Linked DNA regions of Homo sapiens: regions 1 and 2 are each linked to region 3. The links are chromatin contacts, found by Hi-C or POLR2A ChIA-PET in ENCODE. All regions are on one chromosome and are shown on one strand. Each heading gives the region's core, a stretch centred on a gene start or an enhancer-like site at or near the end of the contact. The rest is flanking DNA. Distances are from core to core; before and after follow the strand shown.

Evidence for each region. Hi-C counts contacts between places; a loop is a spot of excess contacts on that map. ChIA-PET counts read pairs that join two places held with the same protein, here RNA polymerase II (POLR2A). Pooled maps may share reads with other maps.
Region 1: a map of OCI-LY7 shows a loop between it and region 3 (4-fold over the local background). The contact joins two enhancer-like sites. A Hi-C loop is called at or near these places in 1 of 168 maps with a recorded cell type or tissue (OCI-LY7), 3 of 37 single-sample maps with no recorded cell type and 4 of 50 pooled maps. POLR2A ChIA-PET finds 5 or more read pairs at or near these places in 2 of 52 experiments (OCI-LY7 and naive thymus-derived CD4-positive, alpha-beta T cell).
Region 2: a pooled map shows a loop between it and region 3 (4-fold over the local background). The contact joins two enhancer-like sites. A Hi-C loop is called at or near these places in 4 of 50 pooled maps. POLR2A ChIA-PET finds 5 or more read pairs at or near these places in 2 of 52 experiments (CD4-positive, alpha-beta T cell and activated naive CD8-positive, alpha-beta T cell).

What each region holds. Positions count from the first base shown.
Region 1 is chr20:53,938,219-53,941,908 of GRCh38, reverse strand. BCAS1-AS1 (BCAS1 antisense RNA 1) reads right to left here. Exons shown (of 5, transcript NR_199019.1): 3 at 1,311-1,477; 4 at 514-624. Among named protein-coding and RNA genes, the nearest start is that of BCAS1-AS1, 25 kb to the right of the region's middle. RefSeq lists a silencer at 2,845-3,139. Within about 2 kb of position 1,893, at least 34 of the 41 ENCODE cell types and tissues checked have a DNase peak (open chromatin) inside an H3K27ac peak, as active enhancers do; they include OCI-LY7, where a contact is called at or near this core.
Region 2 is chr20:53,892,513-53,895,917 of GRCh38, reverse strand. No RefSeq gene overlaps it. Among named protein-coding and RNA genes, the nearest start is that of BCAS1-AS1, 21 kb to the left of the region's middle. Within about 2 kb of position 2,082, at least 7 of the 41 ENCODE cell types and tissues checked have a DNase peak (open chromatin) inside an H3K27ac peak, as active enhancers do.
Region 3 is chr20:52,999,232-53,002,621 of GRCh38, reverse strand. All of the region lies in intron 1 of TSHZ2 (teashirt zinc finger homeobox 2), which reads right to left. Among named protein-coding and RNA genes, the nearest start is that of TSHZ2, 29 kb to the right of the region's middle. Within about 2 kb of position 1,486, at least 6 of the 41 ENCODE cell types and tissues checked have a DNase peak (open chromatin) inside an H3K27ac peak, as active enhancers do; they include OCI-LY7, where a contact is called at or near this core.

The sequences.
Region 1 (3,690 bases), core at 644-3,143, 940 kb before region 3:
GCGCATGACTTACTGGGAGAACTCTAAATTCAGTTATGGCTTAAGAAACAAGTTAATACTCCATTTTTGTGTTTGTGTGTGTGTGTGTGTGTTATTGTTGTTGAGATCCCATTTCCAATGCATTTACAATAAATACTAATGCCCACCCCTTATGCAGAACTAGAGTGAAAAAGAGCTGAAACTCACCAATAAACCCAAGAAAGCCTTTAGGACACAGATTCCCAGAAATGCCATCAGACAGAACAAGCAGTGGGGGAAATAAGCAAAGCAAAGGTGGCACACAGAAAAACATGATTAAAAGAGAAAGAAGAATTAAGACCTGGGGGAGGGAGCAAAAATGACTTTCTTATTATTATTATTTATTTACTTATTATTTATTTTTAGGTACACAGGGAAGTGTGTCTTCTCCCATGTCAAGAAGAAGTGGCCTTTCCAGGAATGGAGCTATTGAGCTGAAATGGCTGCCACTGCGCGTACACACACACACGCGCACACACACACACACACACACACCTCCCTTCCAGTTCCAGCTGACGGTGACTTTTTGACTGGTAACCATAAAAGAATTCATTCAAAAGGGCAGTTGTTCCCAGCAGCCAGTGAGGTCCTTCCTGCATTCGTTGTCTTGGAGAAGGAGGCACATAACAAAATAGAAACCAAAATGGGAAGGAAAAGAGAAAGAAAGTGAAATTCCTGGTCTTTGTTGTATGTATCCCCTTGCTTTTTAGATAAATTATCAGGGGTTTAAACACACACTCTCTCCCCTCCCTCCTCCCACTTCACACACACTAGATTGTTCTTGTCTGTTTGCAAACAGTCCAGAAGCACTGGGGTCTCATTAAATTAGATTCTAAGTGTCTTAAAGAATTAGATTTCAAGAAACCAAGAATCTGTGTCCTTTCCCTTCTCAGAGTGCCTGGAAGGGTGCAGATTTCTCCAATCTGAATCTGACAATGTTATTTCTTATGTCAGATAATCCCAAGTAGATCTTATACCTTAAAAAAATAAAATCAGCTACACTACCTACCTTACAGGGAAGGAAAAAGAACTAATTCCAATTATTAACTAACCCAAGATACAAACACAGGGGAAACTAGGGAATGTGCTTTGCAGCAATGTAAGATTATAGGGGTTGGTTTTAACCATCCTTTGAATGTCCCTCTTTAAGCCTTTTTAAAGGGCAATTTTGCACGGTGAGTAGAATTAGGCTTCTCCGTGGTCAAGATTTTGTTCACTCTATCAGTGCAAATTAAGTGGCACCGGCCCACTGGAAATTATAGTCTCCATTAGGAAGAAAAGAAATTACTTACCGAGCAGCAAATTCTCTAAATTTGTAATTCAGATCTTTAGTGCAGAATGCCGGTCAGGATCCAGCCCTTTGCATAAATTGGTTTTCTGGGGAGTTTAACCCCTTAGCCTCTGTTGCCCTTTTCTTGAATGGCATTCACGCAACCCTCTCCATCTCCTGGCCCTTTAACTGGCCCCGGCAGAAGTTGCAGTCCACAATTTCACAGAAGTAAGGATAATACATTATCACACATTACCGTTTATAAAGTGCTCTGGGTACAATCTGTAATTTAAAGCTGTATTTCCCTCACTGAACTTAAGTGCTTCCTTTGTTACATTTCATTACCGGGGGACTGGCATGCACCTGTATAGATTTTTTTTTTTTTTTTCATTTTTTGTTTTGTTTTGTTTTTCCAAATAAGCACTTCTTGACAAAATGGCCCCCAGCTGCACTTCTGCTAATGACAGCCATGGAAGGGCTGGTTCCTTACGTGATCTACTCTCTCAGAAGCTTGCTTTTGTCAAAATGCAGCCACGTGGGGGAGCTGCAGGACCTGGGGTTTTACAATGCCTAGCCCTTTTTCCCTGATTGCCTAACCGGGAAACTGGGCCAAAGCAGCCTGAGAGTGTATTTGTTGATTAACTTCTAGAAAGCAGTCAAGTTTAATTAGGAGAACTAGAACGAGAAAGCTGAACTGGGCAAGTCAGTTGCCTTCTATGATTCTCAGTCCTCCAAATGAAGATAAGGTTGGTTGGTTTGTGTTTCCATCCTTATCTGCTCTATCTTGGAAGAAGCTCAAGGAAGATTGTGTGATTGCAAAACGTTTCAGTTGGTGTCATTGCAATGCATTTAAGTAATCCTTACTGGCCCATCCTGCTCCACAAAGCAGCCTTACCTCTCATCTTCTCCACTCCCAACTAAAGAGCAAGTGATTTAAACTCTGAGTGTCCTCCCTCAACAATGGGCTAATAATAGAGCCTACTCGTGGAGTTGCTGCCAGCATGCAGTGAGATGGTGCATACCAAACATTTAGTGCAGTGGCTGGCACATTGTAAGCACTTAGGAAAGGCAAGCTATTCTATCATGGGGAACTTTTAGCACCAAGTAACAGAAAACCCCTACTTGAATTGGCAGATAATCGTAACAATAAGGGTATTTATCATTTCATATAATAGGTGTTGTATAACATCTTTGGCTTTGATTCTCTGAGACTCTCTTCCAGCTAACAACGATAATGAGGAAATGTATCGTTTCATATAACTGGTGTTAAGTCTCATAGCCTGGCTCTGGTTCTCTGACACTCCATTCTGCCATGTTCCATGGGTTGACTTCATCCTAAAACTGTGCTGAATGATGGATGCAGTTCCAGGCAAGGGGATTATGGGAATACCATAATCAGTTTCAATGAATCATTTTGGTGAAATCATGTTGAGAAGGCAATACAATGATACAGTAGACAGTAAAGCCATTATTGGTATCAGTGGCTTTAAGGCTAACCATTCCCCAAACTAACTGTGTCCCTTCAATTCACACCCATGGGATTTGTGTAATGACGGCCCCCACCTTCCAAAGCAGTGCCACTAGAATGTGAACTTATCAAGATCTGAACCTTCTTGTCTTGCTCATTCATTGTTCTATTGTCAGTGTCTAGCACAATGCCTGGACATGGTAGATACTCAACAAATATTGGTTGAATGGATAAATTGCTAAACAAATATCCTGTGGCCACACCCATTGTGGATTGCCTTATCCTCTAGTGTGAATTTGTTTTAGCTCTGAATGTCTGATCACCCTAACCAGACATCTACCCTTCCCAGGTAACCAGCCCAGTGGTTCTAAAAGTACAGTCCCAGGACCAGCAGCCTCAGCACCACCTGAGAACATGTTAGGAATGCAAACTCTCAAGCCCCACTCCATACCCGCAGAATCAAAAACTCTTGGGGTGGGACCCAGTAACCTGTGTTTTAGCAGCCTCTCAGGAGGTTCCAATGAAGGAGAAAATTTGAAAACCACTGGTCCAGGTAGAGCTACCACTTCACTGAGCATCAACAGCATGTTTGGTCCAAAGACTGGCCCTGAAGATGCTTAGATAAAAAAAGCTAACATTGAACCTCACTATATGCCAGGTATTGTGTGTCACATGACTTAACTTTGTTCACTGCTTATTTGGCAGCTGAGGAAACTAAGGCTCACAGAGAAAAAAACAACTTTGCCCAAGAACACACATGGCAGAGCCAAGGTTGAAATCCAACCTAAGTACATAAAAGCTTGCTTTCATGTCTGTGGGAGAGACAGGCAGGCAAAAAGATAATAATAATACAATGTAAGAGAAGCAAATGCAGGGTGTCATGGGACTCAGGGGAAGGCACTGGCGCAAGACCACAGTGGGTGGAGGTTGGCCA
Region 2 (3,405 bases), core at 833-3,332, 890 kb before region 3:
AATAAATTATGGACAAGTTTAGTCATCTTATTTTATAGGAATAAGAATGAGGAAACAGATGCTTGGAGAAGTTCAGACCAGAACTCCTGCAAGCTAACGAATATGGATGTGGGGTGTGGATCTTGGGTCTGTGTGGTTGTTGTGTCTCCCATCTGAACCATCACACACAACCGCTTTCCTGTTTTGTTGACACACAGTGCAGTGTCTTGCATAGCTAGACACCAATTATGTTGGTTAGGTGAATGAACGAATGAGCACCTTCCTGCCACAAAGTTAATTCCTTAGAAGGCTCACGTCATCTGAATTCCATCTTATAATAAAAAAGAAATCAAGCAAGGTAGGGCCAGGCAGGGGCTAAATAAGAGCCTGAGGCAGACAGATAAGTCTTCAGTTGCAGAGTTGAAACTGTCACCGGTGATGATATAAACAGTTGTACCATCTGTGTGATGCCTTTATCAGGTTGGGGGACAGGCTCTGGAACCAGACCCCTTAGGTTCCAATTCAGGTTCAGCACTTACTGGATGCAAGTTAATTAAAGGTTCTGTACCTCAACATCCTTATTTGTAAAATGGGAATAATACTAAGACTTCCATTATACGTCTATGATGAGGATGAGATGAGTTGATACAGAAAAAGTACTTCCAGGAGTCTCTGGCCCACGGCAAGCACCAGTAAGTAGCCTCTCCTCTTTATCCCCAGTGCATCTTCTTCATCGTTAGTTAATTCGGCTGCTCTCAGCCCCCATGAAGTGGCTAGCACAGAGAGGCAGGACTGCAGGATGTCAAGGCTTCATGTTCAGATGGTCTTGGGTTCGCACTCCTTGCAGTGACAAGCTGTGTGACAGAACAAAACTACCTCTTTGTGCCTCGGTGGCCTCATAGATACCACCTCAATAATACCACATCATTATGGAAACTTTATGAAGGCTATATTAACGAATGGGTGCAAAATGCTCAGCTCAGTCATTTCTCAATAATAATGACTCTTTTTATAAACATCCTCACTCTTTTTTTTTTTTTTTTTTTTGAGACAGGGTCTTGCTCTGTTGCCGAGGCTGGAGTGCAGTGGTGTGGTCACAGCTCACTGCAGTCTCAACTTCCTGGGCTCAAGTGATCTTCCTGCCTCAGCCTCCTCAATAGCTAAGACTACAGGCACACACCACCATGCCTGGCTAAATTTTTTGTAGAGATGGAGATCTTGATTTGTTGCCCAGGCTGATCTCAAACTCCTGGCCTCAAGAGATTCTCCCGCCTTGGCTTCCCAAAGTGCTGAGATTACAGGTGTGAGACACTGTGCACAGTGAAACAGCCCCATTCTAATGATGAGAAACTGAGAAGCAAAAAGGTTAAGGATTAAGAACCTAAAGATGCAGAAATCCAGCCAGCGTGTTGGCTCACGCCTTGTAGTCCCAGCTACTAGGGAGATTGAGGCAGGAAGATAGCTTGAGTGCAGGACATTCAGGCAGCAGTGCGCCATGATGGCACCATTGCACTCCAGCCTGGGTGACAGAGCCAGACCCCATTTCTAAAACAAAAAAAAAATCAAATAACTAAAGATACAGAATTTTCAGCTTTTTCTGCAAGAGTGGTGCACCCTGAAGTATGTTATACCAAACACTGGTGGGATACAGAAGGGTATTCAGAGAGCTATCGGCAACATTATGTATTACTTTTTTTTCTTTTTTTTTTTTTTGTGGTGGAGTCTCGCTCTGTTGCCCAGGCTGGAGTGCAGTGATGCGATCTTGGCTCACTGCAACCTCTGCCTCGTGGGTTCAAGCAATTCTTCTGCTTCAGCCTCCCGAGTAGCTGGGATTACAGACGCACGCCACCACGCCCGGCTAATTTTGGTATTTTTAGTAGAGACGAGGTTTCACCATGTTGGCCAGGCTGATCTCAAACTCCTGACTTCAGGTGATCCGCTCGCCTCGGCCTCCCAAAGTGCTGGGGTTACGGGCATGAGCCACTGCACCTGGCTGTATTACTTTTAATAGTTGTGTATTTTCATGAACACATATATACTTAAGGGTGGAGGGTGGGGTGGGGAGAGGATGGAAAAACTACCTATTCGTACTATACTTATTACCTGGGTGGCAAAATAATCTGTACACCAAAACCCCATGACACACAATTTACCTATATAACAAACCCGCACGTGTACCCCTGAACCTAAAAAAAAAGTTTAAAAAAAGCATTCTTTAAAAAAAAAAACGGTATGTATTTTTTTCACAGTTTCTATCTGTGGCAAGAAAATCAGCCTCCCATTTACCATAGTGACATAAAGTTTCCTTTTTATGTCAGTGTAGTCAATATCCAAATAATGAAAGAAAAATCTTAAGTCAACACTAAACAAGGCAGCAAGAGATATGGCAAAAATCATGAAGTTCATATGTGAGCAGCGGCATGAGAGACACTGTGGTAGACCACATCTGGTGATTCAAATCGCCCAGCAAGATGGTCAAGGGGCCCCTTCAAGGGTTGCAGACAGTGACAGTCTTGTGATTCACTCCCACGTTCTTCATAAGTGAATCTTTCCTTTCTCTGGGTACACATTGACCTATTCCTTCATGAATTTCTTAACCACAAATTAGAACCATGTTATGACCGTCTTGGTCTCCAATTTTTCATCTTTCCTAACTTCCCCCTTGATGTCATTAACTGGTGTGTGTGTGTGTGTGTGTGTGTGTGTGTGTGTGTGTGTAAAAGACAGAGAAAGAAAGGCTGAGGGAGAGAGGGAGAGATGCTTGTGAACAAAGACCATACATGCCTCTCTTGTTCACACCACCTGCTTCAATAATGGACATGTGGGAGTGGCTTAATAGTGATCGTTTACCGTGTGCTATGCATGCATGATTGTTTCTAATCCACCCAGCACTTGGCAAGGCAGATAGTATCACACTACGATTTTTACAAATGAGGAGGAACTTGAGGCTTACAGGGGTGAGGTGGACCCAAGTGGAAGCAGCTAATGTGACAATATTAGAAGTTGAACCTGGGTAGCCTAAACTTAGAGCCTAGATCTAAACCCTTACCCCATTGTCACCCACTTTAAAAGATGCCAGGGAGAGGAGGGGAGGGGAGGGGAAGGGAGAGGGGAGGGGAAGGGAGGGGGAGGAGAAGGGAGGGGAAGGGAGGGGGAGGAGAAGGGAGGGGAAGGGAGGGGAGGGGAGGGGAGGGGAGGGGAGGGAAAGAGAAGGGGAAAGGGAAAGGGGAGATAGAGGCAACAATATTATTTTTATTTTTTATTTTTTTGAGACAGAGTCTTGCCCTGTCACCCAGGCTGGAGTGCAGTGGCACAATCACAGCTCACTGCAACCTCTGCCTCCTGGGTTCAAGTGATTCTCCTGCCTCAGCCTCCCAAGTAGCTGGGATTACAGGTACCCACCACCATACCCAGCTAATTTTTGTA
Region 3 (3,390 bases), core at 237-2,736:
TTTTATAAATTTATTTTATTGCTAATTCTGGCAACATCACTTAAGAGGTAACATCAAAAGGTGGGTAAAAGCATAAGATTTCAAGCCAGAGAATGGAGGCTGTGGTTTGGGGCAGACCATGACCTCTCCTTGAGCCTTGGTTTATTTTTCAGGGTAATGGAAAGAATAATCATGCCAGCTTATTTGTTAGGAAGATGAAAAAAAGATAATGTATGACAGTTTCTTTCATTTTGTATTATTTTTAGATTGTGATTGGCTGATGGACGCTCCACAAAGTATGAAATTTACTCAGAGTTAAACCAGAAGGGTCGACAGCACGGGCTTGGAAGTCAGGTACCCCTGGCTAGGTAGATCAGCCTGGCCTCTAAGCAGCTGCAGAAGCTTGGCCGAGTCACCTGACTTCACTGTGTGCCTCTTTGTCATTTCTAACATGGATACCATTATGTCTCTTTACTGGGGTGAGAATTAAAATGCAAAAATTCACCCAAAGCCTGTGTGGCACAGAGTAAGTGTCCAATAAGTTCCGGCTCTCACTTGTACTACAATGAAGTGATGTGAGTTAAGGTGACAAAAGCAACCTTAGATTTTCCTCCCTGGGTTGGTTGTGTGCCTCACAATAGAGCCTGGTGAGTGTTGACAACTTCCGTTTTCTTTTTATACTTCCTTTAAGCCTTGATAAAAAGGTCACAATGATGTTCTTTAGTCCGTTCTCCATCAAAGCAGTGAAATATCATCCAAGCAGCTCAGGAACTCCGTTCTAGACAAGCCTTCTCAAAACCACAGCTATGCCACTATCAAACAATGATACTCTGTTTATGAAACTCAATAGGGAAGACATACGTAACGTTAAACCTTCCTGAAATGTCACACACTTTTAAACAAGTGTTTTAGTTGTGCATGTTTTACCTCTTTTCTTTCAAAATGAAACAGAAGACGAGGTGGGGCTTTATTTAGTCTGGGGCAAAAGAAAAAGTTTCATCCAGCAGAGTTTAGCTCCCCTGTCAGATGATAAATGAGACAGGTGATTTTTTCGCTTCCTTATTCTTGAAAAAGCTAGCAATGGTGAGAAACAATCATCTTTAGGTCTGAGTGAAGCAAGGGGTCTTCCTTTCTCCTATTTTCCTTTCATCCTCTACCTAGCATTATTTCTTCTCGAATGTGTTTTTAACACTAGTTGTTCAAACAGGTCATGAATCCTTTCTCCTTCCTTGATATACATTTTGACTGTTGCCAGAAACTACCTTTGATGTGTTCCTGTAGAGAATAACACAGGCTTTCCTGTTTGTCTCAGAGCTGCTGAACTGAAGCTTCAACTACAGAGAACAAAACCATCTGCATTTAAAAAAATATCAGCACCCCCTCCCAAACACACACACACACACACACACACACACACACACACACACACACACACACGCACATGAACGCACACACAACATTGTCATTGTAAACCCAGACCGGGTCTCTCTGGGGTTCATAGAGTTCCTGTTGTGCCTCTCTTGGTTGTTTTAATGTGAGTTTTCATCACGCTACTCCTCATCTCTGCTATCTGTGTCTTAAAATAGCAACAGTCATTATCAGATGGCTGTCCCCCTCTTCCACTCCTGGCTGAACTAGAGAGCCTCTCAGATTTCCCCACCAAACCTCTGAATCCATCTGAGGTTTGCTCATCTGTCTTTCTAAGTCAGCAGAAGGAAAAACACAGGAAGACTGTGCCTTGAGCTATAACGAACCCTGGACATCCCCCAGCTTGTGTCAGTATCTCCCGAGGAAACTTTTCATGGAATCAGAGCGCTGGAAGAGACCTCAAGAGATCAAAAAGTCCTGAAAAACAAGGGTTCTAAGAAACTGAGAATCACAGAATATTAAAAATGCAAAAAGCTTCCGTCATCTCATCTCCTATCTTTCTCATCCAGGTGAAATTGTTTCCATTATTTTGACTTTTCCCTATTCATCCCACTTTCTGATCCTATAACAGTGTTTATCCCATTTCTATAACTTGCATGATTTCTGTTTTATCTCCATACTGCCTGTATTATTATTTTTTAAAAATTGATTTCAAAAAGATTCATTTTTTTCTTTACATTGGATTGAGCAGTAACATCCATGAAATCAGTTTTAATATATTAGTTTTACTTTCCCCTTCTATTACACAGCAAATGAAACCATAATTATTTTAAAAATTCATGCTTCTACCACCTAAAACAATCACTCATATGACTGTCCTACACATACAACAAGTTGGAAAAAAATACACTAGGGCAGAAGCCAGCAAACTTTTCCAATAAAGGACCAAATAGTAAATTTGAGCTTTGCAGGCCAAGAGACAAAATTTAAGATATTATATAGGTACTTATATAACCTAAGAAAACTAATTTTCACATTTCCTCCCAATCATTAAAAAATGTAAAAACCATTCTAACCCATAGGTCATACAAAAACAGGTGGCGTTTAGCTCACAGGTCACAGTTTGTCAACCCCTGCTTGAAACATATATCTGATACTTACTTGAACCTTCTCTGAAATGTCTATAATGGTGAGTGAGACAGAAAAAGACTCATTGGACGTCTGCGAAGATGAACTATTTGGACATCATAAGTGTTTAGCATAACACCAGGCACAAACAACATTACTCAATAAATATTAGCTGTTGTTTTCATTACCATCATCATCGTCACCATCTTCTTCTCTCTTAGTGGGGTTGGTTAACCACTGAGTATGTGGCTTGGCACACAGTAGGCACTCAGTGAAAGCTAGATGGTGTTATTATTTCACATGGTTGGGGTATACAGCATCTCAACCATTTGAGCACATCAGACTTAACTGTAGGATTTTTTAAAAACACACATGCTGGTTTTCCACCCCCAGAAATCCCAGTTTGCCCAAGGAAAAGCTGAGCACATGACTTTTTTTTGAAAGCTCTAGAGGCGATTCTGATGATTCCAGTCACAAACCAGTGGCTGATAGAGGGAGGAAAATCTGGGCAACAGGGTAGGAAATCCCAATCTCTAGACTGGCCGTTTGCTCTGCTCAGTTTTATGGTCACATACGACACCAGCTGGTGCTTAGCCCACTTTGGAAATGTTGGATTCCATCTGTCAGTCAGTCATCAACCGATGCTAACTGAGGAGACCTATCGCACACTGGCCCTTGAGCCAAGTGCTCAGATACAAAAATGAAGGAGGCAAAGGCTCTATGGTTTATAGCCCCCTTCCCTCACCTTCCCTCCCTTTGCCACCCTTTGTTTTTCTTCTTAGCCCCTTTTTAACCACATGGCATCTTAAGTATATATGTTGCTTCTGTCCCCTGAGAGCAGGGTCCTGATGGATCTTACTCATTACTGCTGCTACAGAACAGTGCTTGGCACCCAGGTGGTGTGCTTAATAAAGA